Regions from separate parts of the Mus musculus genome. Here regions 1 and 3 are each linked to region 2. The links are chromatin loops, found by intact Hi-C in ENCODE. Cell type or tissue: left cerebral cortex. All regions are shown on one strand.

The links. Hi-C counts contacts between places; a loop is a spot of excess contacts. Peaks named below come from ENCODE experiments on the same cell type or tissue, not always from the same donor. Only the 100,000 strongest peaks of a DNase experiment are listed, where the experiment ranks them.
Region 1: a loop joins it to region 2, with 2.9 times the contacts of the local background. A loop is called at or near these places in 3 of 42 quality-filtered maps.
Region 3: it touches region 2 in a loop (5-fold over the local background); 13 of 42 quality-filtered maps call a loop at or near these places.

The regions. Positions count from the first base shown.
Region 1 is chr2:11,793,455-11,795,954 of GRCm38, reverse strand. No RefSeq gene overlaps it. Among named protein-coding and RNA genes, the nearest start is that of Ankrd16, 17 kb to the right of the region's middle. In left cerebral cortex, a CTCF peak has its summit at 1,090 (motif pointing left); a DNase peak (open chromatin) is centred at 1,074.
Region 2 is chr2:12,301,081-12,303,580 of GRCm38, reverse strand. It overlaps Itga8 (integrin alpha 8), which reads left to right and starts at 1,637. Exons shown (of 30, transcript NM_001001309.3): 1 at 1,637-2,004. The coding sequence starts at 1,799. E030013I19Rik (RIKEN cDNA E030013I19 gene) reads right to left here and starts at 2,335. Exons shown (of 2, transcript NR_040353.1): 1 at 1,992-2,335. In left cerebral cortex, a CTCF peak has its summit at 1,553 (motif pointing right); DNase peaks (open chromatin) are centred at 1,585, 2,002 and 2,394; H3K4me3 peaks cover 1,205 bases; H3K27ac peaks cover 912 bases.
Region 3 is chr2:12,049,135-12,051,634 of GRCm38, reverse strand. No RefSeq gene overlaps it. Among named protein-coding and RNA genes, the nearest start is that of Gm34768, 150 kb to the right of the region's middle. In left cerebral cortex, a CTCF peak has its summit at 1,481 (motif pointing left); DNase peaks (open chromatin) are centred at 1,450 and 2,103.

The DNA.
Region 1 (2,500 bases), 510 kb after region 2:
GTTGTCTGATATGCACAAGGCCTTGAGTTTGATCCTTAATACAGCAAGCAGACAAACAAACCTTTCTATAAAATATAATTAATGCAGACAGTACCGTGATAAATGAAGTACTTGACAGATTTAAAAGCCAAGTGCACAAAGTTCTCAGTATAAAGTTAGGGCAAATTGCATAGACTGCACTGTCTCAACCACACTTATTTTGATGATAGGTTGGGTGGAATAAGAGTGGAATACTGTGCCATTGAGATGGTCCAGTGGGTATAAGCACTTGGCGTGTCATAGTTAGCTGCAGTTGTCAACTTCATACAAACCGACTGTCACCTGGGAAAGGGGAACCTCAAGTGAAGATCTGCCTAGGGTAGATGGACCTGTGACCGTATCTGTGGGAGCATTTTACTGATTGCTCATTGATGGGGGAGAGGGGGCCCAGCCCACTGTGGGTGATACTGAGGCACGTGGGCCAGGGCTGTAGCTGAACATGAATCGGGGAGTAAGCAGCGAACCTCTGCAGTTTTTCCATCAAGCTTCTGCCCTGAGCTCTGTCGTTGCTTTCCCTCAAGGAGGGAAAGGTGTGAAGTATAAGATGAACCGTCCTCTCCAGGTTGCTTTGCTCATGGTATTTCTTACAGGAACAGGATAGCCAACTACACTCTATGTGCGCCTGAGGATCTGAGACAGATTCCCTGCATCCCACCACCAAAGGGGAAAACGTGGTTCCTCAAAGTTGTTGTATAACCTCCAGTCACGAGTGCCTGTATACACACACTTCAAACACACAAAAACATTAATAAAATACTTATTTTAAGAAAAGACTAGCTGGGCAGTCGTGGTGCATGCCTTTAATCCCAGCACTTGGGAGGCAGAGGCAGGTGGATTTCTGAGTTCAAGGCCAGCTTGGTCTCCAGAGTGAGTTCCAGGACAGCCAGAGCTATACAGAGAAACCCTGTCTCGAAAAAACAAAAGCAAAAACAAAACAAAAAAAGACTAGCTATAACTGAGCAGTGGAATTACTGGTGATTTTGGTTTCCTCCTTTACCTTGACATTTGTGAGAATAAAAGGGACATTTTTTTCCTGGTCTGCCACCTTCTGGTAAACTGCAGCAACGTTCCAGCATAAATTTTGTCCAGTGGTGGCTTTCTTTAGGCCCCAGGCCCCTCTCTCATTGCAAGCTTCTCTCATTTCTTAAGCCAGAGTTGTATTCCTTTCCAATCTCGCCGTTGATTTTCCTTTTGTTTTGTAAACATTGCCTCATAGATCTCCTTTTGCATGGGAAGCAATGTATTAGATCTGTTTTCAGTTGATTGTAGTTTTTATCCATTTCTATCCCAGGCAACTTCTGTCCTGACTGAGCTGAAGATGTGCCTAACATGGAGAAAGCATGCTATCCAGATGAACAGATAGCCATGTGGAAGCAGGTCTTAGGGGAAGGGCCAGAAGCCCCAGTGAGCCAGGCAAAGTGGCAATCCCAGCACTCAAGAGGGTGAAGCAGGAGGATCAGCAATCTGAGGCCAGCCTGGGCTATTCAGCAAATTAGGGTAGCCTCAGATCTGTAGTAGGGCCTTGTGTCATCAGTGTAGTAGCTCCTTTTCTTGTTCTAATGAAATACCCCAGGGTACAGACCGTCATGGCAGGAAAAGCAAGGCAGCAGGAACTGGAGACAATCTGTCACCCGCATCCCCAGGCAGGACACAGAAGATGAATGCTGTCCCTCACTCCATCTCTCGCTTTCTCCTTCAACCTAAGGAATGCTGCTGCCCAGGTCGATCAAAGACAGAGGCAGACACTGTGGGGTGTATTAAGGCTTCCTAGCAGGCAGTGGAACAGCTCTGATGGACTGACCACCTAGCAGCTTCACAGAAGTGCTTTTTATTGATTGTTACAATAAAGGCAACCTTTCTAAGTCAGTTCCTGAATACCAAAATCTCTTATCAGATAGAGAAGTTGTCTTGGGGAGTCTTTACCTAAGCAAACACAGTTACTATAAGAATTCCGGATTTGCCAGGAATGTCTTATGACTGAGATTATGCTAAGGTTCTAAAATTCCCAAGAAAGAGCAATCCCATAGATTTCAGATACAACCAATTATTCCTAAGAGATGACCTCAAGGCCTAAGTAGCTATCACTCCAGAATAAATGCCAGGTATAATGTTCTTCTAAAATTCAACTGCAGTTGTGGGTCTTCCACCTCAATTAACTGAATCTAAAATAAAATCCCCTCACACATGTGCCCAGAGATGTGTCTCAGGTAATTCTAGGTCCTGGCAAGGTGACAATCAATAGTGATGAACACATCTTGCAAGAAGGAACCTCTTAATAAAGTCTTTCGTTTATTTTCTGGGAGGACAGGCAGTCAGCTACCATTGGCAATCAATGTGAATTAGCAAGAGCAGCTACACAGAAGGTGGACTTAAGAACACAGGTAGAGGCAGGAATAGTTACAGGGTTGCTGCAATGAGAGTCTGAGGTGAGGATGTACGAGAGCCTGAGAGAAGGCAGGCA
Region 2 (2,500 bases):
ATTTTTTTTTTCCTAGTAGGCTGAGATTTTTGTCTAGTCTACTCAAATTGTATCAACCTTCTGATGGGTCCCCCAGTTGTAGGAAGTGGTACTAATTATTCTTAGATGAGTAAGTTGGCATCTTATTCATCCACTCACTTCACTTATTTTCTCCTAAGTAGGTAACTTAAGACTCAGCTTAGATCCTTTCTGCTGTGCATCCTCCCCCAATCTCAGCCTTTTCCTTAACTTTCATGGCCCTTTTCTCCTTTTGTCTTGTCAACCAGGTTGGGATTCCCTTGTCCATCCCTGCTTTCTTTTTATTCAGATGACTTGCCACTGGACATTTGAATCTCTGGTGCCTATCATATTTCTGCTTTGGCTACTTTTGCCTGGATCCCTGGTCTCAGGATCCATCCAGCCCTATTTCAGACCACTCCTTGGATACTCCTTTTCACTACGATCTTGTACATGGTCATCTAATGCTAGGAGATTAGTGCCTTCAGTGTTTCCCTCATCTGCTTCCGGGAGGTCCAAATCTAAGTCTCCTATTCAAATTCTTGTCTACATCTAAATTTGTTTCCAACTTTCCTGAAATTACCCAGAAACAGCTTGCCCCTTCTCTGTCTCTCTCTCTGTCTCTCTGTCTCTGTCTCTGTCTCTGTCTCTCTCTCACACACACACACACGTGTGTGTGTGTATATATATATATATATATATATATATATATATATATATATATATTTAACACAGCCTTCTCAGGCTAGTCTTGAACTTGTTAGGTTAGCCCAGGCTGTCCAACAAAAGATCCTCTTATTACAGCCCCTGCCCCCAAACAAAACAGTGTTGGGATTTCAGGTATGTGTCACCATGTCCCACACTTCTTTGCCTACACTTAAATTCTGTGTGACCTCAGAGTCATGTTGTTTTTTTTATCACCAATCTATGTCCTGAAAAGTTTGTATTTATAAAAAACCATTTATACACACAGTTCTAGTCTGCTCCCTTCACCTTCGGGCTCCTCGAAAGATCAACAACTAGTACTGGTGAGGAAGAGATCCTGTTGTCTCAAACTTTCACTCCCAAGCCCTGCTTTTGAAAACTGTTAACTGCAGCATTTCTGACTTTGCAGTCCTTCATCACAACCTCATAGGATAGAGGTTTATACCAAATCATACAATGTGCCAGAGATGCCCTTGAGAAAGACTGAGAAAACCTACAGGATTTTTGTATTAGTATGTCAGCGGAATAGGAGAGGAAGAGGGTTCTTACATTCCATTATCAAATCCCATTTACTGAGGAAGAAACTGATTTACCCTCAAAGGTAGAGGTGACAGCCATATAACCACTCTTTTCTGGAGTTGGTATACTCTTTTGTATGCTTGTATCCGAGCTGCGCAATATTGGGAAATCATTAAATTCTCGCCGCATATGGAACACCGCTTCTCCAAAACAATGACTTGAGGTGACATCCATAAAATTTAGATGGTCCTTAAACTAGAGACTCGAAATCTAGCGGGCTCAACAGGCACTTGCCCGGTCCTAGACCGCAAGCTCCGTCCTGCAGCCTGAGAACTAGCCGCTAGAGGGCGCGAAGAGCGCGCCGGCCCCAGCCAGGGGCTGGAGAGGGTCGAGCGCGGGATCCGCTGCTGCAAGCCCAGAGCAGCGGGGTCGGCGGGCCGCACAGGGCGAGAGGACTGTCACTGTGGACGCTCCTAGCTCACCGACCCGGGACACCGGCCTCTGGGGAGCGTCAGGCCTTCTCCTCTGGGCTCCACGGCTCCCGATCCCGGGTGAACAGCGTTCGGGAAGGAGGGCGATGTCTGCGGGAACCCACTGTGGTCCCCCGGGGAACCGGGCACCTCCGTTCGCGCGTCTCTGTTGCGTCTCGGCCGCGCTGGGGATGCTGTGGTCCCCTGCGTGTCTGGCGTTCAACTTGGATGTGGACAAGCTCACTGTGTACAGTGGCCCCGAGGGCAGCTACTTCGGCTACTCACTGGACTTCTACATACCTGATGCGCGCACGTAAGTTGCTGGGTTGGGTTGGTGGCTTGGTGGCGCGCGATTCCAGGTCCTGTCTCTGTCTCTCAGAGGTCTCCGCAGCCAGGAGGAAAGGATGTCTGATATTTCAGGCAACTGCCCACTCCGGGTCGGATTCTGCTCTTTGCCTGCTACCAACATCTTTCCTCCTGACTTATGCTAAATAGATGTGCCCATGAATCTGGGATTGGAGATGCTCCACTGGTATATAAGTTCGGATTCAAAGACAAGAGCATTATACAAAGGAGAGAGTGGGGCGGGACAGACTCAGGTCAGTTTTAAAATAAGGACCGCGCAGTCTGTTCCTACGGAATCTCATAGCGCCTTAGGTTGCAGACAGTTGGGATCTGCCTTCCCCATCACAGTCTCCACCTACCTCCACCTAGACAGGCAGAACCATTAGCAGCCTCTTCCAAAACCAGGTTTCTGGTGCTCATAGGCTTCCAAAGAGGAAATCAAGTTTGGCAGTCTTTCCACAATA
Region 3 (2,500 bases), 250 kb after region 2:
AAATGGAATTCAAGGTGTGAATCTTTTAACCCAGGAATAGTATACACTGTGTGGAAGATTACCCACAAGGAAGGCTCCTGAAAATATTCTAGAACACAGAGTGAAGATCCTACAAGAGGCATGAGAAGTTCCTTAGTAAGCCCTTGCTATCTAAGAGAGAAATTAAAAACTGCTATTCTTTGATTATTAAAGAAATTCCTTCTTCTAACAAAGGACAGCTATAACTTCCAGCTGACTATTTTTATTTATAAGTCTGTGGACAGACACAGACATTTGGGCAACCTCCACTGTGGCTGTTTATGTAAAAACTAGCCTTAGTTATGGGTCAAGATCCTACTTCCCTAGAAGATGATGGCCCATGTGCTGCCCCAAAAGCAGTAGTTACGTTCAGACTTGGAAGAATGTGTGCAGAGATGTGGCGTGCTCGAAGCTGTATTAAGACAATGATCTTGGCATGCATTTCAACTTCTGTGAAGACTTTGACTAAGAAAGCCATGTTTTTTAAAACAATGAAGTGAATCAACACAATACTTAGGTGGGAATTCTTGTACTCTACAGAAAGAGGGAGACTGAAGGGACCTTTGTTGACAGAGGTGATGATAAGATGCTGGTCACAGGAATGACTGTATTATGAGAATTTTTAAAATGGGCACTGTAACCTACCTCATTCCACACCTGCAATGCAAAGACCACAATTTCCTGAAGATGGTGAAGTTTCTTCAGAAGGGGCACAAGGAGAGGGCTGAGTCAGTACAGCGCTTGCTGTACAACATGAGGAACTGAGTTTGATCCTAGCATCCACGTTTGTAAAAAATGTCAGGTATGAGCAACAATGCATGTCTGTAGTCCCAGAACATGGACAGAGATAGGATGGCCACTGGAGCTTATTGGTAACTAGGTTCACCAAATCAGTGAAATAAGGTTTTATGAAAGACCCTGTCTATAAATAAATAAATAAATAAGGTGAAAGGCAAATGAGGAAGGCACAGGATATAAAACGCTGGCTTCCATATGCATTCATGCACGTAGATGTGCCTGCACACATGTGCACGTGCTCTCTCTCTCTCTCTCTCACACACACACACACACACACATACTTTTCCTGAATTAACTTAGAGTAACTGTGATATATTTTCAGAAGCTGACTCTAATCACTTTCAGTTCTAAGAAACGCAAAATTCATCAAGCATGTCTTTATCAAGAATTACGATGATTGCTGAAGACATTTTAAATGCATTAAAGAAGTATACACTAGAATTATCATCATTAAAAGTATTTATATATTTATGCATTTTATGAGCATGTATGATTGTATCTGTGTGTGCATGCATATATTGTATATGTGCATGTGCTTGTGTGTGTGTGTGTGTGAGTGTGTGTGTGTGTGTGTGTGTGTGTGTGTGTGTATGAGTGTGTGTACTCATTGGGCAACTCTCAGAAGTTGGTTCTCTTCTGCCACCTTGTGGAATCCAGGGATTGAAGTCAAATTGCCAAACCAGCTGAGCCATCTCATTGGCCCTAAAACTAAAAAAAAAAAAAAAATCAAAAACTGTGTTTCTTCTGGTTTATTAGAAAGTCTTAAAGACATTTATAGAAGAATAAAAGCAGGACATTGGCCCTGGATGACTATACACTGAAGAATGTATGTAGGACTAGGCAGGGATATCCTCTGGCTCATAAAAAAAAAAAAAAAAAAAAAAAGTAAATTAGACAGCAGACAAGGCTTGGGCATCATGAGGATTCTGGTCCCATGGGAACAGAGAATCTGTGACATGGAGAAAGATCAGTCACGCTTGGATGGGTCGTTTGGGAACAGATGAGAGAAGGCTTTAATACTAGGAAGGGATGTGTCCATTCCATAACGAGAAAATGGAAGCTACTTCAGGATTCTAAGCAAGAAGTCTAAGCTGACCAGCTACAAGGTGCTGAAAGCCAGGCACCAGGAACCAGAACAGAGATTAAAAAGTGTTGGCTAGAGCAACATGGAGCAGGAAAGAGAACAGAAACATTCCAAAGGCAAGATGAGAGCGACATTTCAAAGGCACAGTCCATAGGACATGGTGACTAACTATCGAACCCAAATCTCCCTGGAGACTTGCCATCAGAGCCTGCCGGCGTCATCTGAGCAGAATACCATGTGTGATTCATTTTCCCAAAATACTCTTTGCAGGGGACAGATGTAGGGAAGAATCTTTGCCCTGGCAATTCAAAAGGCAATGCTGGAATATTTCGTCGGAAGACCACATTACAGCTTTCAAAGAAGGAAATAATTGTGGGTTGAACCTGAGGACCACATATTGAAGAGGAGATGAAATGCGGTGAAATGCTGCTTGCTCTGTAAGACTGAAGCCACTGAGATCCCACACTGAGGTCTCCCTTGCTGTCAACGGTATCACTGACTCTTGAACAAGTGGGAGCCTACACTCCCTCCCTTCCTAAAAGGCAGTGAGTATTTTACAGAAGATGCCTGGCACCATCATTTGCCTGCCCTTCCCTAAGC